Linked DNA regions of Homo sapiens: all the other regions are linked to region 2. The links are chromatin loops, found by intact Hi-C in ENCODE. Cell type or tissue: endothelial cell of umbilical vein. All regions are shown on one strand. Links, peaks and the distances in the headings refer to the core of each region. The heading gives the core; the rest is flanking DNA.

The links. Peaks named below come from ENCODE experiments on the same cell type or tissue, not always from the same donor. Only the 100,000 strongest peaks of a DNase experiment are listed, where the experiment ranks them.
Region 1: a loop joins it to region 2, with 14 times the contacts of the local background. A loop is called at or near these places in 108 of 110 quality-filtered maps.
Region 3: a loop joins it to region 2, with 2.3 times the contacts of the local background. A loop is called at or near these places in 4 of 110 quality-filtered maps.
Region 4: it touches region 2 in a loop (12-fold over the local background); 66 of 110 quality-filtered maps call a loop at or near these places.

The regions. Positions count from the first base shown.
Region 1 is chr6:136,641,081-136,648,497 of GRCh38, reverse strand. MAP3K5 (mitogen-activated protein kinase kinase kinase 5) reads left to right here. Exons shown (of 30, transcript NM_005923.4): 12 at 5,929-5,978. MAP3K5-AS1 (MAP3K5 antisense RNA 1) reads right to left here. Exons shown (of 3, transcript NR_125858.1): 3 at 300-726. Among named protein-coding and RNA genes, the nearest start is that of MAP3K5-AS1, 16 kb to the right of the region's middle. In endothelial cell of umbilical vein, for the core only: a CTCF peak has its summit at 4,171 (motif pointing left); a DNase peak (open chromatin) is centred at 4,147.
Region 2 is chr6:136,789,988-136,797,404 of GRCh38, reverse strand. MAP3K5 (mitogen-activated protein kinase kinase kinase 5) reads left to right here and starts at 4,928. Exons shown (of 30, transcript NM_005923.4): 1 at 4,928-5,695. The coding sequence starts at 5,248. RefSeq lists enhancers at 3,848-3,927, 4,298-4,357, 4,468-4,697, 5,488-5,557, 5,663-6,178 and a silencer at 4,718-5,357. In endothelial cell of umbilical vein, for the core only: CTCF peaks have their summits at 4,222 (motif pointing right) and 4,811; DNase peaks (open chromatin) are centred at 4,264, 4,564, 4,854, 6,074 and 1 weaker place; H3K4me3 peaks cover 2,318 bases; H3K27ac peaks cover 1,362 bases.
Region 3 is chr6:136,918,924-136,926,340 of GRCh38, reverse strand. SLC35D3 (solute carrier family 35 member D3) reads right to left here and starts at 4,040. Exons shown (of 2, transcript NM_001008783.3): 1 at 3,474-4,040; 2 at 681-2,456. The coding sequence starts at 3,912. The coding sequence ends at 1,645. RefSeq lists an enhancer at 4,512-5,018. In endothelial cell of umbilical vein, for the core only: no CTCF peak of the experiment used is centred there; no DNase peak of the experiment used is centred there; H3K4me3 peaks cover 1,803 bases; H3K27me3 peaks cover 3,120 bases.
Region 4 is chr6:136,578,958-136,586,374 of GRCh38, reverse strand. It overlaps MAP3K5 (mitogen-activated protein kinase kinase kinase 5), which reads left to right. Exons shown (of 30, transcript NM_005923.4): 24 at 2,635-2,820; 25 at 5,969-6,074. Among named protein-coding and RNA genes, the nearest start is that of MAP7-AS1, 30 kb to the right of the region's middle. In endothelial cell of umbilical vein, for the core only: a CTCF peak has its summit at 3,171 (motif pointing left); a DNase peak (open chromatin) is centred at 3,094; H3K27ac peaks cover 690 bases.

The sequences.
Region 1 (7,417 bases), core at 1,686-6,685, 150 kb after region 2:
CAACACCAAGTCCATCTAGTAGCACTGAGCAATACCGAGCAGCATCTTTCAGAACTGTGGTCTTTCTCCAATCCCAGTTTGTGAAACACTGTCCAAGCTGACACTTTTACAAGTCAGTTTGGGACTGGCTACATCCAAAATTTAGAGACACTCTACCAATAGGTTGTGGTAACTTAAGGATCTTCACCCAACAGGCCCCAGATTACACATGCCAATATTTGCCACTGTGTGCAGAGTCAGAAGCTTGATTCTTTTTCATTATTAGAAGTGTCAATTGTATGGAAAAACACTTGAAAAAGTTACTTGTGATACTAATTTATTCATAACAGAAAACTTCCTTGCCAAAGGACTTTGAAGACAGGCTTTCAGCTAAGACATAGCTTCCCATGAGACTCACTTCCATGAGTGCAGTAAATAGAGGGAAGACTTTGAAAGAAGTCATTGCCCCAGCAACCCCATCAGCAACATTTCTAACATGTCATTTTAATTGTGTTAAAATGCATCATGCTACACCCGAGGAAAGCACTGTTGAGATGATGGTAGAGCAAATCAATCTACCAGCGTTCTTTTGAGTTCTGTGGACTTTGGGACTGTGCTGGTTCCTGAGGAGGACATTATGGGTTCTTGGTCTGTGGCGTTCAGTGAGGAGGAAGATCAGTGAGGCATGGAGTCCTTCGAGAAGGCTTGCTAAAGGAGGTGGAACCTGGACTTTGGCTGTGGGTAGAACTAGAAGAGATAAATGAACACGGGAAGACAAACTAGATTAGAAGAATAAGGCAGAATTCCAACCAAGGCACCAAAGTGAAAGCAAGCATGGGACGTTCAGGGGCCGGCAGAGTCTGACTCATTCTACAAGGGGAAACGTGTTGAGGGAGGTGGGAGATATGATTGGTTGGGCAGGATGACATAAAACTCTAGAGTGCTATGTAAGCTAGGAAGAAGAATTTTAAACATGTGTCGGTAGGAAACAGGATGTCACTGACGTTTCTGAAAATCTGAGAGCTGGCAGGAAGGCAGAACAGAATGTGAATTATGAACCCAGGGTCAGCATCAAAGTGCATAGGTGTGAAGGTTGATGTTAGCTCTTGCATGCTTCGTGGCCTAGGCATGCGCTTCAACTCCTCATGCTTTAGTTGCCATGTATGTAAAATGAGAATAACAGTACCTCATAGAATTGTTGTGAAGATTAAGTGAGAGGATGAATGGAAATCATTTAGCACAGTGCTAAGTGGCTTGGAACAAGTGCTCCATAATGGTTGCTAGTGTAGCTATAAGACTGATCTGGTCTTGACATTTGATTTCTGAAGTCTGAGGCTCTGGAGGGTCACAGAGAAGACTGTTAGAGGAACTAGCTAGATATGAGGCAGGTAGAGATCCTAGAGTGGAATAATACAATTGTGACTGCAAAGGGACAGATGATTTGATTTGGAAAGAAAAGTATACAACTTAATCACAAATTAGGAAGAAGGATTAAAAAGAGGGAGTAAGTGTAAGGTGACTCAAGTTTTGATTGCATTGATAAAGGTGGTAGGATTTTTAGAAGGAAAACCTGAGTTGTAGAGGAATCATGAGGAATTTCATTTTGGACGTGTTTAGTTGAAACTAATGGCAAGACTCCAAGTGGAATCATCCAGTGGCAAAATTGGGAATAATCAATATAACTGTCTATATACATGTTAGTGATATTGCTTTAAAGTGCAGTGCAATATTTATATTGTTTTGCATGTATGCAAGTATACACATACATGTTCTCACAAGCTGAGATACACTAATCATCCAGTGGAAACTACAAAAACTAAGAACAGTTAGGAGACATGAACATTATGGAGACGAGAGCAGGACTGGAGGAGGAGATTTTCAAAGGCTTGATTGAAAAGAGCAAGGTTATCCAAGGACACTTGGAAACAGAGTGAGGCTAGAGGAATTAGCGATTAGCAAGGCCTAGAGAATGAGTAGAGAGCCAGAAGAATTTGGAAGACAGAAAAAGAACAGAAAGTAAGCCAGAGATTTTTGGAAAATGAGTACTATTTCCAGCAATTTGTTATTGTTTTCTCCTTCCTGGAGGTTCTTTGCTCAGTAAAGTGAGCCTCGTTTTCATTCTCTTATGTTTTGTGACAATCATAGAGACAATTTTTATATTATGCTAAGAAATATTAGGATATATATTAGGATATAAACAAGTGCATTAAATAGGGTTACAAATTTAAGTTATGTACTGTCCATTTTCCATTTTCACCATCTTTTGATCAGGAGGAATTTTATTTATGTTGTCCTTATTTCCTATAACTTTTAGTGCTAAAAAATTCTCCTTGTTCAAAAATTGAAGCTTTCTTGTATCAGTTTCCATTCTGAATTTATGTCAATTTCTTTGCAAACCCTGATTCTATCCATAGTGTATTCATTATCACTACCATTTTCTCAATTTTTTAAAATAAAAGTGGTAAAATTGGAAGGAGGACAAGCAATAAAAACAAAAAAACTTTATTATTACCATGTTACTTTAAAACAACTATAAATAACAGAGAAGCAACCAGTTTAATAGGTCTTATGTTAAACTAAAAATGGGTTGTTTTTATCACAGAATGTTTAAAAATTTTTCCTAAAATTAGAATAGAGAATGTAGCTTTTCATTTATCATGTTTATTTCTTTAGTCACTCCTCTCACTATTTTTATTCTAACATATGGAATAAATAGCTCTGTGAGCTAGTATATACTTTATACTGCAACTTTCAAAACTTGAAGCACATTATATACCAATTCCCAAGGACTCTTAGAGAGAGCTACTCTACATTCAGGGGTAAAATTAATTGAAATCCCGATCTTTTAACAGTTCTCTATTTGTTGAATGAATGGTTGCTGCTGAAAAGTAAGTTAGTCCTTGAAGAAAGTCTGCATGTGTACAATGAAAGAAAAACTTAAGATTGAGGAAGAGAGAAGTTATTTGCAGGGCGTTTTAAATGGTTATTTAGAATTTCCCCCCCTTTTGGGGGTTGAAGTTTGGGCACCCTTGGCCTACCTCACGGATTATCAAGCAAAGGCAGGGGCCTAGTGGAGGACTAAGTGCTGACTCTCCTCCCTCACTTCAGCTCCAGCCAGTGGCCACTCACAGAAGGCCCAGGAAATTTATGAGGGAAACATGCTTACCCCTGATTCTAGATTAAGATGATTTGATGCTGTCATCCACCAAGGATGCTTTCTGCTACAAACTCCCTGCCAAAAGCAGCTTAAATAAAGAAATGGTATTTCATATTACAAGAAATTACAGGCCGAGCATGGTGACTCACACCTGTAATCCCAGCAATTTGGGAGGCCAGAGCAGGAGGATTGCTTGAGGCCAGGAGTTCAAGACCAGCCTGAGCAATGTAGCAAGACCCCCGTCTCTACAAAAAAATTTAAAAAAATTAACCAGGTTTGGTGATATGTGCCTGTAGTCCCAGCTGCTTGGGAGGCTGAGGCGGGAGGATTGCTTGAGCCTAGGAGATCCAGGCTGTAGTGAGCTATGATTACCCCACTACACTCCAGCCTGGATGGAAAAAAATAAATTTTGAGGTGGGGTGATTCTGAGGGTAGTTTCAGCATCAGGATTCTGAATTCTGGCTTCTCTGCGTACTCTTGGTGTTAGTCTCATGTTCTTAAGTAGCTAGCTATTCCAAGAAGCACCTCACACAGGCGGCATCCCGGGGAGGAGGGCCAAGCCCTCTCCTTTATACCATAAGTTGTATCACATGACCATGCTTACACCCATCCCCAGCAAGGCAAATGGACTTACCGTGGCCAATTTAGACTAATCAGTTTCACCATTCATAAACATTGCCACCTGAACCTGGGCAAAATTTATTTTTTTGTCAGCAGAGGAGAAGGATGGAATGACAGTTGCTGAGGGAGCTGACAGTGCCTACTACAGTATAACTCCTGCCACCTTCAGTCAATACAGTATTAACTTCCAGCTCCTATTCTAGCCCTAACTGGGGCCTGGGATCTGAGGCTAACCCGTTCCTAGAAAATGGTGCTTGTGCTGATTAAATTAGGTTGAGTGTTGGTTTGAGGCCTGTTGGGGCTAATTATAGCTAGCGCTGCGTTTGGCCTTGCTGTTTTCCCTGATTCCCAGACAGATCCCAGGAGCCTTTAAACTACCTGTTGGCTTTACAGCTCATCAGCGCCTCCTTGTGGTGTGTCCTACAGGTAGGTGGGGAGGGAGGCCTCCTTCCACCTTCCATCTCAGGGCTTGGGCTTTATTTACATCACTGAAATGGAACGTTCCCTGGCAGCACTGGCAACCTTTCAGGAACCAAGCATTCTGGAAATGCTCCCCTCCTTTCCTACAAAACCAGTCCACAATTTTTACTTAGCTGTTCCCAGAAAAGGACTGATAGAAGATGGGTTTTACCAGTGCTGTCTTGTTAGTATTTGCCAGTTGCTGTGTTCAGGGGTGGGTTTGCATACTGCCTCAGCTCTGCACTTGCCTCCCACCTCCTGCTCCTGGACATGGTCTTGGAAAGCAGCTCAGCTGCAGGCTCTGAGGATAAGGCTGCATTGTATGCAAGTAGTGTACAGGTAACAGCTGCAGCTCCTGGGTCATATATATATATATATATTTAGAAGTTCACCTGAGGCCAACAGGATTTAGAAGCAACTTTCCAAATTACCAGCTGAGGCTGCAGTCTGCTATTTTAATTTCACTCCCTCTGTACTCTGGTTAAGACAGCCACCACATACCTTTTTATGGTATCTTCCCTCCTGGACTTCATGCAACAAAATTTGCTCTGCGTTCATTCAGATCACATCCCCATGACCTGACTGACATGCACTGAAACTAGCTTTTTAGTAAATTCACATCTGACTTGAGAGGATCTATTTTTACTTTAAGTTGCATGGACCTAGCAAAGAATTATGGGCTGTAGATATAAATTGTCGCTTTTGAGTTGCTTTAGCCAAAAGGAGGGTTCTAGGCCACCTCAGAGCCACAAGGCTTTGTCACCCATTTTATTAGCCCAGGCAAGACCTCAGCCTCCTGGCAGTGGGTGGGTAAGAACTCCTTTTCATGGTTGTTTTAACTTTACAGAATTGAATGTCAGTGTCAGTTTATTGCCGTACTGTACTTGCTCAACTTAGACACATGGATAAACTACTTTGTTTCTGTAAAAATATTTATGCTATTTTATACTGTTGACATATTTTTAAAGGGATTATGATCCATTTTGTTATTTATTTTAGGGACATATGAATTTGATAATAATTTTATCTTAGCTTTAGTGATAAACTCAAGAAATAAATTCCCACATTTTTCTTTACCTTGGCTCTGCAAATCACCCATGTTTATAGTATGACAATCAAATTTTTGATGTTCATACTTTATTAGCATATGGAATTTTGCATAAATTAGGTAGCAATACCTTGTAGTTATGATGGGCACTGTACACATGTGTGTTCACATACATTCTTGTTCTACTAGTTTCTAAAGAAATAGAACCGCCTATTTAGTTGGAAATCTTAACTAAAGATAATTCAGAAATAGTTATCTTTAAAACCTTGCCGAGATGTTATTCAAATTAATGTTTATCTTTCTCGGAAAAGAAGTATTTCTCAACTGTAATAATAGAATTACCTTGATCATTGACTTTTTTTACTTAAAAATTAACACACAACAGTTATTACTAGATATCAAGTTTTAGAATTTAATGAGACTAATTCTCCTAGGCTCTTTTGGAAGCTGTTTTATTGAAGTACAGGAATTATTAAGTAGAGTAATCATTACCCTTGGGACTTGAGAATGAATTGTGCTTTCCATCCAGATAATTCTTTCATGAAAAATAGTGTACCAGGAAAAATGGCTGTGTATATCACTTTAAAAATAATTAAACAAAATTATTGTTGTTATGTTATTTTCCATTTGGATGACTCAGTATATTTTCTTGTTGTTGTTCTAGAAAGGTATACATGAGTGGAATTTTAGTGCCTCTTCTGTCAGGGGAGTGAGGTAAGTTTCCTTGGTACATTTTGTTAACTTATAAGACATTTTTCTCCACTATTCATGGGCTGGATAGAACTTCTAATCATGATTTTAAAATACAAGGAATGTCAAGAATCATTCAATTGGTGGAAATGCCCAGCCTTCTTCAGTGTCACTATCTCCTTTAGGAAGAGATTTGCAACAAAATGTTCACTGCTGGTTGAACTGATTCTGTGCTCCTGACCTACTTAAAATGTAACTGTGGGGTCAATGTGAACTATGGACCAGAATCAAAATGTAGATTACACTCAGCCATGTGGAGGTCCTCTTTAGCTGAGCTGTTGGTTTATGTAATAGGATGATTTCTGTCCTTTTGGTATACAAGGAACTCAGCTCCCTTTGTGTGGATACAAAGCACACATGCCGTCTACTACACTGTGTCCTGCCACTAATTTTATTTTATTTTATTTTATTTTATTTTATTTTATTTTATTTTATTTTATTTTATTTTATTTTTATTTTATTTTATTTATTTTATTTTATTTTATTTTATTTTGTGAGACAGAGTTTTGCTGTTTTCGCCCAGGCTGGAGTGCAGTGGCATGATCTCAGTTCACTGCAACCTCCGCCTCCCAGGTCCAAAATGTTCTCCTGCCTCAGCCTCCCAAGTAGCTGGGATTACGGGCGCATGTCACCATGCCCAGCTAATTTTTGTAATTTTAGTAGAGACAGGGTTTCACCGTGTTGGCCGGGCTGGTCTGAAACTCCTGACCTCAGTGATCCGCCCGTGTAGGGCTTCCAAAATGCTGGGATTACAGGTGTGAGCCACTCCGCCCGGCCCCTGTCACTAACACTAATGACTTCAGATGATAAGGAGTCCATTAAAAAAAAAAAAAACCTTCTGTAAGGTCACTTTCCTGCATTGATCTTGAGATTACAGTGGTGAACTTCAGTTTGGTTCAGTTCTGACTGCTGTCACAATGCCAGTAGCTTAGAAAATGCCATTTCTTGGGATTTAGAAATAATATATATATATTTTTTTAAGAATCAAGAGTCAGTGGTTAAGTCTTTAAATAATTGTTCTATTGAAGCTCATGCTAAATCAACTCTTGCAGATTTCAAACCAAATTAGATGTGCTAACTACTGTTTACCCCCACGTCATAGCAATGAGAGACAACAGATTTTTGCAGCCTGGTTATGCAATATCCTGTTGCTTTTGGAATAATAATAATTGGTTTTATTAGAGCATAAATTGGTAGAGCGGTCTGAGTCACTAATAATTGGAGTTCTCCTGGTAAAGCTACCTGTTACCTCATGAATGATCTGAACAGAAACAAGCAAGATGATGGACTGACTCATTATATATCTTTCAGTCGATACTTTCTCAAATAAAACTGTACTCTTAATATTTAATTTTTAAAGCCAGTCATTAGCAAGGCACTCACTATTTATTGCTGCATTTTTA
Region 2 (7,417 bases), core at 1,837-6,836:
TCTGTTACCCAGGCTGGAGTGCAGTGGCACGATCTCGGCTCTCTGCAACCTCCATCTCAAGTAGCTGGGACTACAGACTACATGCTCAGCTAATTTGTTTTTCAGTATTTTTAGTAGAGATGGGGCTTCACTGTGTTGGCCAGGCTGGTCTCAAACTCCTGGCCTCAAGTGATATACCCGCCTTGGCCTTCCAAAGTCCTGGGATTACAGGCATGAGCCACTGCGCCTCATCCCCTGAAGACAAGATTCTATACCTAGACTCCACCAAATGGCTCCTAGAATTGATAAACAATGTCGGTATAGTTTCAGGATACAAAATCAATGTATAAAAATCAGTAGCATTTTCATATACCAATAACGTTCAAGCTGAGAGACAAGTCAAGAACACAGTTCCATTTATAATAGCCACACACACACACACACACACGCACACAATCTAGGAATACATCCAATCAAGGAAGTGAAAGATCCCTACAAGGAGAATTACAAAACACTGTTGAAGGAAATCATAGATGACACAAACAAACAGAAAAATATTCCACGCTGATGGATTGGAAGAATCAATCTTGTTTAAATGGCCACACTGTCCAAAGCAATCTACAGATTCAATGGTATTCCTAAGAAACTACCAACATCATTTTCCACAGAATTAGAAAAACTATTCTACAATTCATATGGAACCAAAAAGGAGCCTGTAGAACAGCAGGAAAAAATAAAATAAAATAAAATAAAACCCCAAAAGAGCCTGAATAGCTAAAGCCAAAGCCAGAGGCATCATATTACCTAACTTCAAACTGTACTATAAGGCAACAGTAACCCAAACAGCACGGTACTGGTACAAAAACAGACACTCAGACTGATGGAACGGAGTAGAGAACTCAGAAATAAAGCCGTACACCTACCGCCATCTGATCTTCAACAAAGTCGATAAAAATAAGCAATGGGGAAGGACTCCCTGTTCAATAAGTGGTGCTGGCTAGCCTTATGCAGAATAAAACTGGACCCCTACCCATCACCATATACAAAAATTCACTCAAGATGGGTTAAAGATTTAAATGTAAGACCTCAAACCCTAGGAATCATAGAAGAAAACCTAGGAAATACCATTCTAGACATCGGCCTTGGGAAAGAATTTATGACTAAGTCCTGAAAAGCAATTTGCAGCAAAACGAAAAACTGACAGACGGGACCTAATCTAAACAGCTTCTGCACAACCAAAGAAACTATGAACAGAGTGTGGTGTTACGATATATATTGGTTTTCATCTGTGGTTTCTGGCTTGTAACTCCCATAACCCTCGTTATAGTCTTCTGTTATGTTGAGTGTGTTAGGCCTCAGAGGCAGGCCTCTAATTTTTTCCTGCTCTCCTTTTACCTGCTAACAACCCCCCACCTTTCTGACTGTGGGTCTTAAGACCTTCCCAGGAGAGGGTCCCATTGGATACACATGGACATAAAGATGGTAACAACAGACACTGCGGACGGGAGGGAAGGAGGGAGCAAGGGTTGAAAAACCAACTGTTGGGTGCTCTTTCTACTACCTGAGTGACAAGAACAATCGTACCCTAAACTTGAGCATCATGCAATATATCCATGTAACCTGCACATGTACCCCCGAATCTAAAATAAAACTTGAAATTACTTTAAAAAAAGCACTATTTTGCACAGCTCAGTGATTTTTAGGAATTCATGTGTGCCTTCACAGTGGGAGTGACTGTGCTCCTCCCAGAGTATTTTCTTCATGTACTTCTTCAAATACCTCCTACACTTCAGAAACTTCTCCAGATTTTCTTTATACCCTTCAACCAAAACAACATGCTGCAACAGCATGAATGTAGAAGCAGAAATGAGAATCCACTGTCATCTATTAAGCCAGACATTAAAAAGATTTGTGAAAATGCACAACGGTGTCACCATTCTTTTTGTTTTGTTTTGCAAAATACCGTTATTTTTCATTAAAAAAATTCACTTCAGCCTTTCAGCTGCCTAATTCAGATCCACAAAAATCCCACAGCCAAAGGGAACCCTGACTGTAGACTCACCCTCTGGATTCCTGTCCTTTCTTCCAGAATCTTGCCAGCTAGTTCCTCATTATCTCATAACCCTATGCTATGGAACATAAATTACCTAAACCGTGCCTTTTAGGTAGAGGGAGAATCTCTGGACCAGCTAGAAGCAGAATTTCAACATTGTATTGGGGTTTGGGTGCCTAACATAAAAAACATATTTAAAGTTAATAAATCAAAAAAGCCAGCAAAGTAAAACAAAAAATAAAAATTGTGTATGAAAATGGCTCTGAAAGGATCTGGAAGGAAAGCACAAAGTGAGAGGGTATAAAAAGTTACAGCTTTGGAAAATAGCTTGATATATAATTTCAGATTTTGTATTTCTACAGTAAAATGCTACTTGAGCATTTAGGCGTTTTAGTTTTCCACACATGAACCTCATCGATTTCCAGAGTTTGTGGTTCTTGGTGAGGATAGCGGGGAGGATTATCTTACTCCTACAAGGTTTTGGAGGTTTGACAAGTTGTTGAAAATATTAAAAGGCACATAACTATTACTAGCTCAGCAACATTTTGTTTCAGTATAATCACTGATTCACTACCTATTTTACTATTGATATTAATTCCAAAAGCTAGTGTGGGTCACATAGATTCCATTTTACATGAAGAATATAAAGTTTCCTTACTAGAAATTTACTTCTATTATTTTATACACCTTTAGAAAAATCTAATGTCACATTGATTCATTGATACAGTTGTGTAGCGGCTAGGTGTTTTTCCTCATGACTATTTCCTTCCTTCCTTTAATTATTATTTTTTTTTAAGATGGGGGTCTCACTATGTTGTCCAGGCTGATCTTGAACTCTTGGGCTCAAGCAATCCTCCCACCTTGGAGAAAATTAAAGAACTCTTTCCTTTAATTCTTTTTCTTTTTCTTTTTTTAGATGGAGTCTCGCTCTGTCGCCCAGTCTAGAGTGCAGTGTCGCCATCTCGGCTCACTGCAACCTCCACCTCCCGGGTTCAAACGATTCTCCTGTCTCAGCCTCTCGAGTAGCTGGGATTACAGGCGGCTGCCACCACGTCCAGCTAATTTTTGTATTTTTAGTAGAGACGGGGGTTTCACCATGTTGGCCAGGCTGGTCTTGAACTCCTGACCTCAAGTGATCTGCCCGCCTCGGCCTCCCAAAGTGTTGGGATTACAGGCGTGAGCCACTGCGCCCAGACTTTCCTTTAATTCTTTACTATTCAGCTATTTTATCCTTCCTTCTTACCCAGTTTGAAATGTAATTCATGGCTGGGCTGGGTGGTTCACGCCTGTAATCCCAGCACTTTGGGAGGCCGACGCGGGCATATCACCTGAGGTCAGGAGTTAGAGACCAGCCTGGCCAACATGGTGAACCCCACACCCCTCCCCCTCCCGTCTCTACTAAAAATACAAAATTAGCCTGGTGTGGTGGCGCATGCCTGTAATCCCAGCTATTCGAAAGGCTGAGGCAGGGGAATCGCTTGAACCCGGGAGGCAGAGGTCGCAGGGAGTCGAAATCGCGCCATTGCACTCCAGCCCGGGCAAGAAGAGCGAAACTCCGTCTCAAAAAAAAAAAAAAGTAATTTACATTTTCTTCTGCCTTTTTCACAGGACTCACTAGTCTCAGTTCCTGGAGATGGGAAGTACAAAACCTGTTTCTTTACTCAGTTGTAACTTGCACTGGCTTTCCTAACAATTACAGCATTCTGGGGTTCTCTGGGAACTTACACATCTGTTCTTTGCTCCCCAAATAAGCAGGTACTTTTTTTGATTGCTCTTAAACAATCTGGGTATTTCCCTCCCGGCCTCGCGTGATGCAGTTTAAAAAATAGAATAGGTCACGTTATTCCCCTGTTTCATCTTGTTGATAATTTGTGGAGTCGGGTAGAGACTCCATCTTCTATCTTAAGTATCTGGCGCTTGTGGGGGAATTAAGATCCTAAATGAGAATACTAAGTCCTTCGGCAGTTGGCACTAATCAATTACTCATTACTGATAACGGAATGAGCCACTGGAAATTTTAAAAGGAAAAGTACATGGGAGAACCTGATCAATTTAGCCAGCCACTTCTGGAGTGCCACAGTCACTAATGAAGCAACCTCCAGTGCAGGCCCTGGCTCCAGGGCGCTATGTACAACCTCCTGCCTCGCGCAACGTGGGTCTCCCGGAGCCTATCCTGCCAGCGCCGCGCACGGTCCCAGTCCACCAGGCCGCCAAGGCCCGGAGGGGGGCGCCCTAGTCGCGGGGAACACTGGAAATGCTTCAGGGGCGGACTCCGAAGACCGAGTATTGCCTCGAGGGACTTTCTGCGCCACCCCGTAATCGCTTGCGCTCCAGGTCTTCGTAGGTGGGGGCCGGGTGGGTGAAGACTGGGACCCTATGCCACGCGCAGCACTCAGAGGAGGGCTGGGGTCCCAGGGCCGCAGCGCGGTCAGTTCAGTCCGGGCTCGAGCTTCCTAGCAGCGCCCTCCTTGGGGGCTGGCCCTGACCCTCGGTGCCGCTACGAGTGGGTGGCCAGAAGCTGGTGGTGGAGAGGGAGAGCGTCTGCAAGGAACGACGAGGCTGGCGCCGGGACCACGCGGCGGAGGCGATCGAAAGAGAAACGAGGCCAGGCAAGGAGGAGGAAATCCACCCGATGAAGGCGAGCTGCCGCCTAAGAGGGAGGAGGGTCCTTTCGGCTGCCGCTGCTGCTGTTCCGGGACGCCGCCTGGGGAGCCAGCCCGCTCGTAAGGTGCGCGCCAGGTAGCTCCGCACCCAGGGGGCGCCCTTCCTGGCCCCTCCCAGAGCGGCCGGGACGGAAGGAGCTGCGCGGCGCGGCGCGGCGCGGCGCGGCGGGTGGCGAGGGCGGGCTGCACCCCGAGCGCGGCGCCCTTGAGCTGCACCGCGGCGCAGGTTTGCGAGCCGACTTGTCAGCCGGCCAAGAAAAGGAAGCTCCGTCCCTTCCCGCTCACCCGGCTTCCCCACCCCTTGTACTCTAAACTCTGCAGAGGGCGAGCGGCGCGGCCACGGAGGCGCCGAGGAGGAGCGAGCCGCCGCCGGGCAGCGGCGTGCCCTCGGGGGAGAGGGCGCCGGAGAGGAGGCGGCGGCGCGGCGGCGAGGGCGCGGCGCGCGATGGCAGCTGCTTAGCCCGGCGGGCGCGGAGCAGCCCCGAGCTGTGGCTGGCCAGGCGGTGCGGCTGGGCGGGGGACGCCGCCGCCGTTGCTGCCCGGCCCGGAGAGATGAGCACGGAGGCGGACGAGGGCATCACTTTCTCTGTGCCACCCTTCGCCCCCTCGGGCTTCTGCACCATCCCCGAGGGCGGCATCTGCAGGAGGGGAGGAGCGGCGGCGGTGGGCGAGGGCGAGGAGCACCAGCTGCCACCGCCGCCGCCGGGCAGCTTCTGGAACGTGGAGAGCGCCGCTGCCCCTGGCATCGGTTGTCCGGCGGCCACCTCCTCGAGCAGTGCCACCCGAGGCCGGGGCAGCTCTGTTGGCGGGGGCAGCCGACGGACCACGGTGGCATATGTGATCAACGAAGCGAGCCAAGGGCAACTGGTGGTGGCCGAGAGCGAGGCCCTGCAGAGCTTGCGGGAGGCGTGCGAGACAGTGGGCGCCACCCTGGAAACCCTGCATTTTGGGAAACTCGACTTTGGAGAAACCACCGTGCTGGACCGCTTTTACAATGCAGGTGCGTGTGTGACCCCTTTCCCATCCCGCGCGGTCGGGACCCGCGTTTAATCTGGCGGTCTTCGGGGCATTTCATTTTTCTGGGCGGGAAGCATTTACTTCTTGCCCCACTTTGGGGGCAGCGAGCGCCGCTGCGTGACTGCTCCTGTCGCTCGCCGCTCCGGAGAGAGCGTGTGTGCTTGTGCAAGAGTCTGTGTGTACTTGTGCGATAGACCTATGGATCCACCCACCGCCCAGCGCTGGAGCCCTGGGTCCATGCGATCGACTTGAACTGTTCTCCAGCAGTGTGAGATATTTGCCCCAGTCAGTCTTTCTCCTTTCAGTGTCTCGGTTTCGCTTCTGTGAGGTTTGGTCCCTGTTTTCTTTCTGCATATACCTGTGACCGTTTTAGATGAGGTTCTCCTTTTCTCTGTGTAGTTTTGAGAGTACGGGAACGATGACATACCATGCACGCAGAGTGTAACTATATTAATTTGCATGCCATGTGATGATCTTCCCAACTCACCTTACCTTCGATAAGTTTTAGTAGCTTGAATTTCCTCTCACCAACCCAGACTTTGAAGTAATTACAGTGCTTCCAAAGGCAATAACATTACAACTTACACTGAACTTGTGTGTTATCTTTGTAAGGATTTTGGTGAAAGAACCAGGGCCTGTTTTTTATTACCCCATAAACCATGGTGGGCTAGAAAGTTTGTAATTTAACATTGTCTAAAACACCTGTATGCTATCCTAATAATAAGATTAGTTTCGCCATTAAAGTGATTGCTAGCATAATCCATGAAAGAAATGTATCTTTCAACCTATCTCAAATTTCAGAAAATGTTAAGGCAGTTCTAGTAACTGAAGCACTTAGCTGTTAGCAAATGTTAGGAATAATACCATATTATGGAAATTAACCTTTAGTCCCCTGTACGTCCAGTGTTGAGAATATATACATATTTATGTTTACATTTGTGGGTAAAAACTTGGTTTAGTAGTTTCAAAACAATACACTTCTTGCATTTGTGATCACATAAAAGGCTTTATTTTCCAATCTTGTTTTCAATTCTGATTCTCTTTAGTGTCTTCCAAACACCTGAAGTGGGCTTATGTCAGTTTTGGAATTCAGCCAAAGCTGAATATTTTGAGAACAACAAGACCTTCATGTTAAGGAAGCCAGACTAAATAAACTAGGACTTTCTCGTTCTGGTATTTTTAAAATAGTTTTGGTCTTCATAACTGAGCATGGCTATAATATAGCTTGATTCTTTGGGTAGCTTGCTATAAAAGTTACATCAACATAACTTTTCTAAAAATTGTAGCACTCTTATTTTTGGATTATAATTTGGAAGAAACTTCAAAGAACTAAAAGATATGAGAGGAAAATACCCAACTGAACACTTGAGCCTATTTTTATTGCACTGATTGGGCGTTTTTTTCCTAGGGCTCTAGAAAAAAAATGTTAAACTCTAAGCTAATTTGAAAGAAACTTTCCTAACAAGGCTTGGTTTCTGTTATTCTCCAAATACTGTCTCTGGGAAAGGGAGAGAGAATGATTAGAAGGGAGCTGAAGTTTGAGTGTATTTCATTGAATCCTCCAAACAAGCCTGTGAAGGAAGTACTTACCTTCTTAGGTGAGAAAACCCAGGGATCCCTAACTGGCCCTAGGATTCATAGGGAGTAAGTGGCCAATGCAGGATTCCACTTCAGGTGGCTGACCCTAAAAGGTTGTGCTTGGGCC
Region 3 (7,417 bases), core at 831-5,830, 130 kb before region 2:
ATGTTAACTGAAATCTGGTGTGGATGGCTTTCGTACCTCAGTGCGATGGAGTGTTTTATCATTTTCTGTTTATTTGTTTGTCCTGTTACCAGGCTGTAGAGCAATGGCGCGATCTCGGCTCACTGCAACCTCCACCTCCCAGGTTCAAGTGATTCTCCTGCCTCAGCCTCCCGAGTAGCTGGGACTACAGGCGCGTGCCACCATGCCCTGTTTGTTTGTTTTTGAGACGGGGTCTCGCTCTGTTGCCCAGGCTGTAGTGTAGTGACACAATCAGAACTCACTGCAGCCTTGACTTCCCCGGCTCAGGTGATCATCCTACCACAGCCTCCTGAGTAGCTGGGACTACAGGTGCACACCAAAATTCTTGGCTAATTTTTGGTATTTTTTGCAGAGATGGGGTTTTGCTACGTTGCTCAGGCTTGCTTGAACTCCTGAGCTCAAGTCATTTGCTTGCCTTGGCCTCCCAAAGTGCTGGGTTACAGGCATGAGCCATTGCACCACACCATTAACAGCTTCCTTCACTGGAAGATGCATTTCTGTTTTTGTTGTTATTTCAAACCAAACAGCTTTGTTAATTTAGGAAGTTTCCAATGGTGCGGCCCCTACACTCGGATACTATGACCACACATTGGAGGCAAACACAAACAACTATACAGCAACAATAGAACATGTGTCTAAAATAAATTTCTAACAATGTATCCTTTAATAGTTAGACTCATACTTTATTTTGACAAATTTAAGATAGAAAAATATCATAATGTGAATATAGCAGTTGCTCTTTTTGTAACATGGTTTGGGATGTGCAGTGAAACTTGAAAGGACTTGCTTTACAGGTGGTCCCTCTTCTGGCTGGGTTTCAGTTAATTCTGAATTATATTCCAGCCATTGCATTTGCTTGAAAGAATATTGGACACAGTAAAAAAAAGAACAGGTTTGGCATTCAATAATAAATATTATAAAGCAATGAACCAAAACAACTTTTAAAATAATTACTGAAAGCAAACTTCAGACTTCATGATTAAAGCTAAGAACTCATATTTTCAAAATAGCTTTAACAGTTTCTATCAATATATAATACAATAATAGGACACTTATTTTTAAAAAACAAGTGAGTAGAATCAGAGTAAATATGATATTTCAGATGACTATAAACAGTAAACATCAATTCAATATATTTATATATCATTTCAGCAATATACTCTTTGCCCAGCTGGCGATAAAAACTGTAGTTCTATCATCAAAAAATGCATCCCTGAATGTCATCTTTGAACTTACTAAGTGCTGTCATCATTTCTACACTCCATCTTTGGAGGGGGTGGCTTAGGGACTCTTGGTACATGCAGATATTTAGTTATGGTTATAATGACAAAAAGTAAATGTGCCAGGAGTCTGAAGCAGAAACGTTGCCTTACTTTGTTAAGTAGCTTCACATTCTTTTGTCTCTGTGATGCCTCAGGTGAAGTCACACTAAATAATTCACACAGGTGCTAATTTTGTTGCTCTGTGTCAGTACCTTTCAGCTTCTTTCTTTTCTTCCCTTCCCCACTCCTCAAAGAATAAAACGGGGAGGCCTCTCATTAAAACACGTCATTTCTAACATATAAAATAAGTGTATGCACATAGGTACGTACATGCACCTCCTTCTCAAGGACTGGGTAACTCCTCGTTTTCTATCAAATAATCCTTCTTCATATACCTGGTTCCCCTAACCAACCTCCATACCTCGAGGTAAGCATCTTTTAACGACCTCCTGCTCCCTTCTTCAGAGCTCCCAGCCACCAGCGGGACTCCTCGGGGGCTGCCCCTGACCTCTTGCCTGCTCTCCTGAGCGGGGCCACCTGCTGCCTCCCCACCTTCTGACCGGCCATTTCCTCCCTCCCCGGGCAGCTCCTCCATCACGAACGGCAGCTGGTCTCCACTTAGCTGCGCCTCCTCTCCCCGAGGCTGGGCCTCCAGGTCCTCGTAGTTGCTTTGCTTTCTGGTCTCCATGAACTTGGCCACACAGTAAATGATAGAGCCCAGGGTGTTCACCACCACGCCGGCAATGAACAGAGAGGTGGGCTCCACGTCGCTGAAGGCCACCATGCCCACCGTGATGGTGGCGATGCTCTTCACCACACCCACGAAGCTGGTGGTCACGGCCGAATTGATGTAGGTGCAGTGCAGCGTGGTGAAGTTCATGGCGCAGCCGATCAGGATGCAGGCCACGAAGATGCAGACCATGGCCGGGTCCTTCCAGCCCGGGAAGGTCCAGGCGTGGATGGAGTCGGTGCTGGCGAAGGAGCAGATGACCAGCAGCGGGGTGGCAGAGACGGCGATGACGTACTGCGCGGTGAGCGGCCCGTGCTCGGTGTCTGCGCTGGCCTTCTGGATGAGCACCAGGTAGGCAGCGTGCACCAGCACCGCCAGCACTCCCGTGACGTACCCGATGGGGTCGCCCGTCAGGTCGCCGGCTCCTGCGGCGCACGAGGAGGACGGCCGAGCCCGGGCGGGAAGGAAAAAGAGAGAAGACAGCAGGTTGGCGTGGGCGGGGACCCACGGGGAAAACGCGTCGGGTAGGAAAGGAGACTGGGTTCGCGCCCCAGCTCTGCCCACCGGATTCCTGAGTGACAGACGCCCGCCGTCCCTCGGCCACCCGTGTCAAATGCGACAGCCAAACTCAGTGCTCAGAGCGCCTTCCCGCCATATCCCCGGGTCACTCCATCTTCCTCTGTCCAAGACAAAGGCCCCGGAGAGCGCAGATGCCCTCGGGGCAGGTGCTGTGGCTTCCCCGAGCTGGCACCGAGGTCACTTGGGCGCGTGGTACCTGCACCCCGGAGCCCCTGCCCCGTGGGGCACCAAAGGGAGAGGGAGCCCCAGCCAGTGGCCTGCAACCCGGAGCGGGCCAGGCGCGGGGGAGAACGCCTGTTCTGGCCCCCAGTGAAGCTTCCCCCTGCCCAGGCTCTCGTCTCGCTCAGCACCTGGGTCGTCTGCCCCAGGGCCGCAGCCCCCTGCGCAGCACGAGACACCCCGCAGTAGCCCCGGGAACCCTCAGCTTCGCCCCCATCCCCCACCTCCATTCCAGCCCCTCGTGACCCAAGGAAGTTCACGGCCCCCTCCTTCCGGCTTGGTCCAGGCTTGGAGGACTCCAGCTCCCAGGCTCAGGCGGCCCTCCCACCTCTCCCGGAGAATGGGGTGACAGGGGAAGACCAGGAGAGGGGGCGACAGGAAGGGCGATGCCGGGTGAAGCATGGGCGAGGGTCGGAAGCCAGGACATTAGGGGGCAGGGGGACTTGGTGGGGCGCTGGGGAGCTCTCTGGGTCTCGGAAGTCCCTTTTGCGAGCTGAGCGACCACTCTCAAAGCTCTCCGGCTCTCTCTGCCTCAGTCTCCCCATCTGGAAGTGAGGTCGTTGAACTCAGTGATCCCCGCGGTCTCTGCCCGACGGAGCGGGGTGGGTGGGGTCGGCTGGGGGTCGGCGCGGGGGCCCGCTCACCTGCCAGGGCGGCGCCGCAGGTGGTGATGAGCACCGCCGCCAGCACCCCTGGCGAGGGCGCGCCGTTCTTGAGCACCAGGACGCCGATGAGCATGGTGACCAGGGGCAGGCAGCGCTTGAAGACCACGTACATGGGCAGGCTGAGGCCGCGCAGGGACCAGAGCGTGAGGCTGGACTGCAGCGTGGAGAGCACCGCGACCCCCGCGAAGGAGCGCGCCAGGCTCAGACCGAAGGGGGGCACGGCGATGAGCCCGAGGCGCCGCAGCAGCTCCAGGCTCAGCGCCGCGGTGGAGCTGGTCAGGCACTGCACCAGGGTCAGGAAGGAGAACTGGTAGCGGCTGATGAGGAACTTGAGCAAGATGTTGAGGGAGCCCGAGAAGACCCCGTGCGCGATGGCCACCGAGATGCCCAGCACGCGGCCCCGGCACAGCTGCCGCATCGCGCCGGCCTCGCCGCACCCAGCGGTGGCGGAGCTCCGCGACCTGCGCGCGAGGAGCCGGGAGCAGCGGAGTGAGGGCGGCGGGGGCGCCCGCCCAGCGCGGCGGCGAAGGGCAGGGGGCGCCGGCTCGGCTGCAGAGGGCAGCTCCGGCCAGGCGTTCTTGCGGTTAGGCAGCTCTGCGTCCGACTGCCCCGCAGCTCCGGGGAGGCAGTGACGAGGGCGGGGGACTCCGAAAAGTGGCAGAGGTGGCGGGGGGGCCGGTCTGAGAGGAGTGGCGGGAATCCTAGCGACAGCTATTTGTAAGTGGGTGATGAGCCGCGGTGGGTTGTGTCCCGCGCGGTTTCACCGTCAGGGAAGACGCTCTGCGGAGGGAAGCGGGCGGCTGGGCGCCCCGGGGCGGCTGCCGCAGGGCGGGACGGGGGCTCTTGGGGCGCGGCGCCCCTCTCCCCCCACAGAGCCAGCGGCTCTCGCTTGCCCCTTCCTCCTGGCCGAGGGGCTTGGGTTGGAGGGATCGGGACACAGCTAAAGATTTTAGAAACAGCGCATCAGGATCGAGCGCCGTTTATTGGTCGCAACAAGTGACGGCGCCCCCAGCCCCCTCGCCCCGGCGCTGCAGCGGCTTTTTCCACCCACTGTCCCTCCCGGTGCAGCGGCGGGACCTCGTCCAGCTGCCCGCCAGGGAAGCGAAAACCGTCGGTGCCGGCGGGCCCCCGAAGCTCCCGATCCCGGCGACGACGCCCGGGCATCGGAGGAGGAACCCGCGGCCCGGGGCGCTGTCCAGGGGGTGCCTCGGAGCCCGGAAGCTGGCTCCTTCCGGTGCCAGGCCACGCGCACCGCTCTCCGCACGCCTTCCAGAGAGGGTCCCGGGATTATGCGCGCGGCTCCGGGGAAGCTTTCAGGGGGTTCAGTGGTCTCGCCCAGCAGCGGGGCCTGGTGGCGGGGACACATTCGAACTGAGGCAAAGATGAAAATAAGCAAACGCGCAGAAACGAAGTCACTAACACGAGTAGCCACCACCAGGAACCGAGGAGCTCGGGGGCGACGCTTCCCGAAGCGTGGGAGGGGAGGCTGGCTGCGCTCGCAGAATGGGAGAGTAGAGGGGGAGGGGGCGGGAACCCGGGGCCCCTCACCCTGCAGGGAGACTCCGCGTGGCGTTCTCCGGATCCCAGGGAACTGATCCCAGGGAACCCTCACCCTGCGGGACCGTCGTGGGTTGCTTTCGGAAGCAGGACAACCGGCAGGCGGAGGGCGGGGAGAGTCACCACCTCCCTGGGCCAGGGTTCACACCTTTGCACCACAGGACTTGTGAACTGTGTGTTTCCTATATGACTAAGAGAAAAAGGGAATTCTAATTTTGGAGAGGGAGTAAGGCTTCGGTAACTCTTTGTTCTGAATTCAGTTCCCTGGAAAGTAACTCGCGCGGACCTGTAGTTAAATCAGCAGCAGCCAAGGGTTTCGCTCAGCCGAGGTAACCGTTAAGCGCCAGACAGTTTGGTTTTCAGGCGATTTGAAATTTGTGGCCTTGGCCAGGGTTTGGCTATAAGGGAAAGGTTCGAGATCGCTGCGCTCCAGCACCCCTTTCGTTCACCACCAGCAGTTTATTTCTCTTAGCCCCGGGAATCGTAACCTCCTAACCTTTTAGCGCTGCATCACGTTGCCTTAATAGACAGGATCCATTTCTCTCGTGGTTCTTCTGTTTTCTGCCTCTTACTTCCACCTCTGTGCTGAACGCGACACTTCAGCCAAAGTGCTGAAGTCGTGATTTACCGCAACAGAGGAAGAAAAAAAAATTACAGCAGGGATCAGCAGCATCACAGCAGCCCTTCATTTGGGCCAGCATTTGGGGCTCTGGATGCTCACTTTGGTGAGCTCTAGAGAGCTCGGGGTCAACCAGTCCACCAGCTTATGTGCCCGGTGCCTAGGAGGGCCACGTCCCTGCTCCCGACAGGTGGGCACTCAAAAAAAGTTTGTGAATGGCCCAGGGTGCCAACTTTCCAGGAATAGCTGGAAAGCATTATACTGAAACACGTGCTTCCGGTTCTCTGGGGAGCCCTTGGTTTTTGTTGCTAAAACTTGTGGTTACACACTATTGGCTGTTTAAGTGACTCTGTTTTTGTAGAGTTAATGTTATTTAGGAAATAATGAAGTCTGAAGCACCAGTTCAAATTATGTGTATGTGTGTGGTATAGTCAAAATATATTGATTCAAAACTCTGAAAATTAACTTTTTACAGATATCAGCAAATAACAGATTTCTGCTTCTAGAGACTATCCCAATAAAAGCATGGCTGCTTTAAGCCATCCTAAGTGCATATTATTAATATAAAGAAGTGGCTGCACAAACCTACTTTTGGAATGATTCATTTCTGCCCGCAATTATAATTGCATCCATTTGTGATACTAACATTAGGTAAAAGATTTGGGGCTGATTCAGCTATCTTACTCTTCTCATTTATGCAAGACAATTTAGCTTAATATTTGAAACCTACAGAGGCATAAAACCGCACATTTTCTCCACTTTGTTGCATGCAATTCTTTTGGAAAGAAAAAAACCTTAACCCCCATCTCCCACAAAACCAGATACTAGATGAGCTCCTTTTAAAAATTGTGAAAAATTAAGAATACCATGTTTAGCGAGGTTAAATGATCTAGATGAATAAAAATGTAGATCTAAAGGTTAAATAGCTATTTGACCTATTGGTATCAGGGTACCAAGGGTCTAGACTCAAGCACATCACCTTTGGAGCTACTTAATAAATATTAATGACATTAAATAAATCCTTTAGTTTATCCATTCATTCAACAAACATATAGTACAAGTATTTTGTGCTAAGTATTCTGTTAGCCACAGAGGACTTAAAGATGAACACAGCGCCTTCATCCTTAGCAACAGTGGGATTGTGTGGCAGAAAAGGGGGGAGCGCCAGGAGGGCAAGTACATCAGCTTGACAGCAGTAGCAGACAAAGCTTCCTGGAGAAGGAATTACAGTGTCTTTGAAAACTTACTTCATTATTTCTAATTATAAAAGTAACACAGGCTCATTGTGGTACATAAAAGAAAAACAAATTTATAATTAAGTAAACGCGCTCTCTTCAGTGTTCACCATCCCCAACCTTACTACACAGAGCTTGCTGTGTTCAGTGTGGAAACTTTCAGTCTTTTTTGTATGTATGTTTATACACACGCAAACTCCTCCTTTAAAAAAATAACAAAACTAGGATATCATATATATTTGTCTATAATTTCCTACTTTAAAAAGCGTATTATGGTAATTAGCCTTCTAGATAGTCTCCAGTGATACCCGCTTCCTGGTATTCACACCCTTATGTTAACTCCTCCCACGCTGTACCAGGGTTGGTCTGTGTAGCTAACAGAACCTGGCAGAAGTGATGACGGTCACTCCTGACTTTAGGTTATACTGAGACTTCCATCTTGTATGTCCTTTTTTCTCTTGTATCATTGAGTCTGGGGAAGCCGAATGCCACATTGTAGGGACATTCTGCCT
Region 4 (7,417 bases), core at 848-5,847, 210 kb after region 2:
TTCTGTTGTAAAAACAAAGTTAATGTCGAAAAAAAAGTTTGCCATTTGAAGTTTGCTATTGGCAAACATGTTGCAACTGAGTTTTTACTAAGAGAAGCTTCCAATTTCTGCATAACTCACATTTTTCTTCTTGAACATGTTTTCATGATGTTATGATTTTGCCTGTGAATCTTTACCTTGGGTGCAGTTTAGTTTGTGGTAAGGAAAAAACCAACAAAGTTTATAATGGTTCCCATTGTGATTTTAAAGTATTCGTTTAATGACAGCTTTCAAGCTTTTCAATATAATCTTATCTCATGAAAACATAAACATGAGACCAAGCTTCCAAATGAAAATATATTAAGAGAAAGAACTCGATGGTGCATTTCTTTTTTATTTTAATAGACTCCTAGAAATTATAATTTTCACAGCCCAGTGGAGGAATTTTAATTTTAATGGTACAGTAAGAAAATGTACAATATAAAATAAAAATGATATAATAGTTTCTTAAAGTTTCTTATATTTTCTTAAAGTTAAATGGGAACAAATAACATCCTACTGTGCTTCCTTAAAGAAGCAGTGTGGGCTGGGCATGGTGGCTCATGCCTATAGTCCCAGCACTTTGGGATTACAGCACTCAGGAGGCTGAGGCAGGTGGATCACTTGAGGTCACGAGTTCAAGACCAGCCTGGCCAACATGGCGAAACCTCAGCTCTACTAAAAATACAAAAGTTAGCTGGGCATGACAGGTGCCTGTAATCCCAGCTACTTGGGAAGCTGAGGTAGGAGAATCACTTGAAGTTGGGAGGCAGAGGTTGTTGTGAGCTGAAATGGAGCCACTGCACTCCAGCCTGGGTGACAAAGCAAGACTTTGTCAAAAAATAAATAAATAAATAAATAAATAAATAAATAAATAAATAAAGAAAAGAAAAGAAAGGAAGCAATATGCCTTGCTCAAAGGAGAAAAGTTCCATCTGAGGTTGGGGAAAGTGGCTCACATCTATAATCCCAGCACTTTGGGAGGCGGAGGTGGGAGGATCACTTGAGCCCAGGAATTTGAGACCAGCCTGGGCAACTTAGCAAAACCCAGTCTCTACAAAAAGTTTTAAAAAAAATTATCTGGGTGTGGTGGCACATGCCTATAGTCCCTAGCTACTCAGGAGGCTGAGGTGGGAAGAGAGCTAGAACCCAGGAGTTAGGGGCTGCAGTGAGCTATGATTGTGCCACTGCACTCCAGCCTGGGTGACAAAGAGAGGCCCTGTCTCTTAAAAAAAAACAAAAAAAAAAAAACAAAAAGAAAAAATCATTTTGAGAAAGAGCATTTGTTTGAACATTGTAATATATTTTAGTGTAATAAAATAGTCCATCGGTCCGTTCTTAGAAGCAATTGCTTCATTGATGGGTAAGGGGTAGTTTCAAAAATGAAGTTTGAGATCAGCCCCTCTTGGTTGCAAGGAACTGACACACCGTTAGGACAACTGAAGTACCAAGGACATGTTATAGGTAGACACGCATAGCAATAAGGGAAGTAGACTCTTAAGGAATTCCAATCATAGTGCCTAGCCGAGTCTCACAGACACTGAAAACAGAATATGAGCCTGAGGAACTTCAAGTCCCCGGAGTTTGCACATCTTTTCTCTGGCTTGGTTGCTGTTGACCTGCTTGGTGTGCATTTCTGTTCTTGTCCACTTCTCCTCTCCCTCCCTGATATGGTTTGGCTGTGTCCCCACTCAAATCTCATCTTGAATTGTAACTCCCACAATTCCCATGTGTCGTGGGAGGAACCTGGTGGGAGGTGATTGAATTATGGGGGCAGGTCTTTCCTGTGCTGTTCTTGTGATAATGAATGAGTCTCACAAGATTTGATGCTTTCAAAAAATGGGAGTTTGCCTGCACAAGCTCTCTCTTTTTGCCTGCTGCCATCCAAGTAAGATGTGACTTGCTCCTCCTTGCCTTCTGCCGTGATTGTGAGGCTTCCCCAGCCACGTGGAACTGTAAGTCCAATTAAACCTCTTTCTTTTGTAAATTGCCCAGTCTCGGGTATGTGTTTTCAGCAGTGTGAAAACGAACTAATACACTCCCTATTGTCTTTCTCAATTCCATTGCTTCTGCTATGGTTGGACATATTCATGACCCTATTTTATAGCTTCTCTTTCCGGGCAGACTTTCAGGTTGAGATCCTATGGCTTATTGCTCAAATCTCTTTTTAGTTCCCAATTAAAATTTCTGAAAGAATCTTATGGCCTTAGTCTTTTTGGGCAAAGCTTTGTTATCTGACTATATCATGGCTACTGACCAGCGTGTGGGGCAGGTACCTTTTCTCTCTGATTATTTCTTGGTGTTGGTAGGAGGATTGAAGAGGTGCCATATAGTTCAAAATATGGTCTTTCCTTTGGAGACATTTGGAAGTCCAGTTCTTCTCAGAAAGGGCTGTGGGAAGTATGGTGGCTCATGCCTGGAATCCCAGCACTTTGGGAAGTAGTGATGGGAGGCTCGCTTGAGCCCAGGAGTTCGAGACCAGCCTGGGCAATATAGTGAGACCTTGTCTCTACCAAAAGAAAAAAAAATGTGGGGGCAGGGGGTATGGAGATAGGATTACCATGGCAGGTATATCCAGCATATGTTGATGTAAGGATTGTTGATTTTTATTCACAGGGGGCTGAAGAACCGAAACTAAAATGGGAACACATCACAACCCTCATTGCAAGCCTCAGAGAATTTGTGAGATCCACTGACCGAAAAATCATAGCCACCACACTGTCAAAGCTGAAACTGGAGCTGGACTTCGACAGCCATGGCATTAGCCAAGTCCAGGTGGTACTCTTTGGTTTTCAAGATGCTGTAAGTATGATATTTTGCCAGTGTTTTCCCACACACTAAAATTAGTTAGAAAAATAAGATAAAACATAAGTTCTGTTATTTTTCTTTTAAAATTCCAGTGAACTCTATTCTTTTTGGATGAAAAATGTGAGATATTCGCCTCTCAGTGTGCTTCTAAGTATCTGATTTGTTGTTTTGTGTGTTTGCATTCCCCAAATTAAAAAACACATAAAACCAAATCACCATGGAAAATAACAAAATATTTCCCATGGCTGAACTTCGTTCTTATGAAATTATGTTGGGTCATTGTTTATTTTGACAACTTTAGCAACGTAACACACTTTAGTCATACATTTTCTAATGCTATATGAGAAATGCCATCTAGTGGCCATTGAGAAAAATTTAATAGTACAGATTGAAATGGTCACTGCTGAATAAAACCAGTTAATTTTTTTCCAGTTTTTCTCTAGTTTTCATATAGAACATTTTTAACATGTTTGTTTCATAAATACCTACTCTGTTCTAGCCAGAAGTATACTTTCAGAGTACAGAGCATCACTGATTAAAAATTAAAGCACATGATCTAATGAGAGATTGCTGAGAAGTCTTCTCTCCAAAATTGAGTTGCTATGCAACACAAACTAAAGCCAGTCTTCTGTACTGCATTCAGAACCCTCTGTGTTATTCTTGGGTGAGACTTATCTGTGGAACTCAGTGCCAAAAAAGCCTCAAGCCACCTCCAGGAGACCCTTAACAAGATGTGGGAGACTGAAATAAGAGGGTTCTTGATGGTGCTTGTGGTATAAATATGGAAGTATAATTTTATTTAAATTCCAAAATTAATTCAGCCCTAATGTGTGTATTGCTTCTTTGTAGAAAGTGTGTTGACAATTTTATTTGCAACATCAAATGATCCCCAATTTAAAGCCAAATTAGAATCCTTCAATAACTACTAGCATTCTCTGAGACACTGTGTAAGCCACTTGGTCTTTATGCTATATTGTGGGCAGGGACAAGAGTCCTGAGTTGATTGAGGGCATAAGAAATTAAAGCAACTGGCAAAGCCTATCACTAATATTAAATGCTAAAAGCATGCTTATGCTGCAACTAGGGAAACCCAACTGCCTGCAAGTAGAGTGAAATAATTTAGCTAATTTGCACTTGCCCACACATTTGGCCTCTAGCCTAGAGGTTGGAAAGCAAGTTTGCTGTAGAATTCAGACTGAGAGCTATTGGGTTGTACTCCTGGGCCTTGGGCCAGGTCAGACACACACACACACACACACACACACACACACACACACACACACACGTATACACACACGTGTACACATACACGCCTGCTCTTGCTCATTCACTGTCCAGGATGAGAATGAACCCAAAGTATGGGCCCTATGATGTAATTTGCTATGTAATAAAGAGCTGAGAGGAGCAGGTTATGGTTATAACAGATCCCTCTTCCACCTAATAAGAATGTAAATTTTTTTTTTTTTGAGATGGAGTCTCCCTCTGTTGGCTAGGCTGGAGTGCAGTGGCATGATCTCAGGTCACTGCAACCTCTGCCTCCCGGGTTCAAGCAATTCTTGTGCCTCAGCCTCCCGAGTAGCTGGAACTACAGGTGCCTGCCACCATGCCCAGCTAATTTTTGTATTTTTAGTAGAGATTGGGTTTTGCCATGTTGGCTAGGCTGGTCTTGAACTCCTGGCCTCAGGTGATCCGCCCGCATCGGACTCCCAAAGTGCTGGGATTACAGGGCGTGAGCCACCATGTCCAGCCAGTATGTAAATTTTTTAAAGAAATGAAGGTACCAGGACAAACTCAGCCTGGATGGATTTTCTAGAACAAGTGGGAACCTAGCAAGGGTTCATTTCCTGTGCAACTAGTACGATGAAGTCCTCAAACTGACTCTCTTCCAAACTAGGGGAGTTTGATGAAGATGGACCAAGGACAGGCATGAGCAACTGGAGCTCCAGCTCTTGACATGGGTTTGTGGCTGGGTCACCATCTCCCCAGCTGCAGTAGGGATGGTGATTAAATTTTTGGAATTTAAATAAAATTATACTTCCATAATCATACTATAGATACTCAGAGGTATCTAACCAGAGCCCTGTTGGGGAAATAGCCTCTTTTTTTAGAGGTCTGTGTAAGCCAGCAGGTAGTAGAGTTAACCCAAAATCTAAGTGAGCTTGTCATAGTCTTATGCTAAAAGCTTGTTTTTACAAAGGTAATGCACATGATAAATACATACAATGGAATATAATTCAAGCTTAAAAAGGAAAGAAATCCTGACACATGCTACAACATGAATGAAGCTTAGAGATGTTATGCCAAGTGAAACAAACCATTCACATAAGGCCAAATACTGTAATTCCACTTATGTGAAGGTACCTACAGTAGTAAAATTTATGAGAGACAGAAATTAAAATGCTTGTTTTCAGGGACTGTGGGGAGGGAGAAATGGGAACTTACTGTTTAATGAGTATAGAGTTTTAGTTTTGCAAGATAAAGAGTTCTGTGGATGGATGGCGGTGATGGTAGTACAATAATGTGAATGTACTTAATGCCACTGAACCATACACTTAAAAATGGCTAAGATGGCCAGGCACGGTGGCTCATGTCTGCAATGCCAGCACTTTGGGAGGCTGAGGCGGGAGGATTGCTTGAGCCCCGGAGGCACAGGTTGCAGTGAGCCATGATCCCGCCACTGCACTCCACCCTGGGTGACAGAGCAAGACCGTGTCTCCAAAACAAATGAAATAATAATAATAATAAGAAGAAGTAATTGAAAATAATGAACAGTAAGAACAGCCTTTATTTTTATTTAAAGTCTCTTAGACCCTGTCTTCCTCCTTCACCCCCTCCCTCCATCCATTCTGCAGACATTATAAAAGCTAAAAACTGCACATTCTGAGTCCCAAAGAAGCAACATTCTCATTTGAACCAGACTGCCTTTCACTTAAATAACTTATTTGCTTACATGGGGCTCACTAAACTTTGATTTGAAGTAGCAATTTTTACTTTGTTTTCCAATGACATAAAGAATTACAAAGAATTCAAGTTGAAGAAACTTTTTAGTTGTTTTGTAAATGGAACTTCATACAAGTGCTTCGATCATCTAGGCTATTTGCAATTAAAAATTAAAGTAGGCTAAATGTCACTCTCTCTCCAGGTCAATAAAGTTCTTCGGAATCATAACATCAAGCCGCACTGGATGTTTGCCTTAGACAGTATCATTCGGAAGGCGGTACAGACAGCCATTACCATCCTGGTTCCAGGTCAGAGATATTTAATTACTCTGCACATATTTAGTGCTTGGATATTTTAGATTACTGTTCATCTGTTATTTCTGATATCACCTTAGTACTTTAAAAACCATAATACCCTTTTTTAAAGAAATATTTTCAACATCACCAAATAGTACATATAGTCTGGATAATGGTACACCAAGCAAAATATTTACTAAGAATGAGGAAGACTTGCTTCCCCTGTCTTTAAGGAATGTGTTTAGATGTGAAGAGAAAAAGTATACAGGTGACTCAGATAAATACGCATTTCAAAATATAGATATCTGGACCACAAAACACATTCCTACATCTTTTACCCAGTGGTTCCCAAATCTTCCAATGTATTGAGCAATTTAAGGAGGTATTGCATAGCTCGTTGCATTGAGCAATTTAATTGTCTTTAAAATTACAGCTTTCAAAGCCCCATCTGAAGCCAAATAAGAATCTGCCAGGAATAAAGCCCAGGAATCTGATTTTTTTTTAAAGACTAGTCTTTTAGAGCAGTTTAAGATTCACAGCAAAATTGAGTGGAAGATACAGAGATTTTGCACATACCCCTTAGCCTAACACATGCATAGCCTCCTCCATTATCAAGGTCCCCCACAGAGTGGTATATTGGTTACAATCAGTGAATCTACATTGACACGTTATCATCACCAAGAGTCCATAGTTCACATTAGGGTTCAGTCTTGGTGTTGTACATTCTCTAGGAATTCTACATATATAATAACATGTATCCACCATTATAGTATCATAAAGAATATTTTCACAGCCCTGAACATCCTGCTTGTTCCATCTGTAAGAACTTGATTTTAATACAGCTCTCAGGTCATGTCGATGAGTAGCCAAGTTTGGAAATCACTGGTCTAGACACAGCCCCAGCTATGTTGGCAGTGAGATACAAAAGGGGTAGTGTTGATGAAACAAGGCTTTTTGGCATAAGTGAGGAGTGTATTCATACTCTAAGGCAAAACCTCCAACGTGTTTTGATAGTCTACCCATTAATAAAAAATTGTAGGCAAAGCTCTTCCACCCTGTGTGTGTGTTGGGGTGGTGGGTGGATGCATGGATGCATGGATGAGTATGTAGGTAGGTAGAAAGAAAGAGCAGTTGACCAATTGTTACATGGATAGATACAGATTTATATATATTTATATAAACAAATTAGAAACATGTTCTATTGTACTAATTTGTACCTATATTATAGAGCATTCTGAAATATAAATTTAAAAGGATAAGATCAATATGAAATATTTTCATTTTAGTTTTCTTTTTTTTTTTTAAGTAGAGATGAAGTCTCACTCTGTTGCCCAGGCTAGTCTCAAACCCCTGGG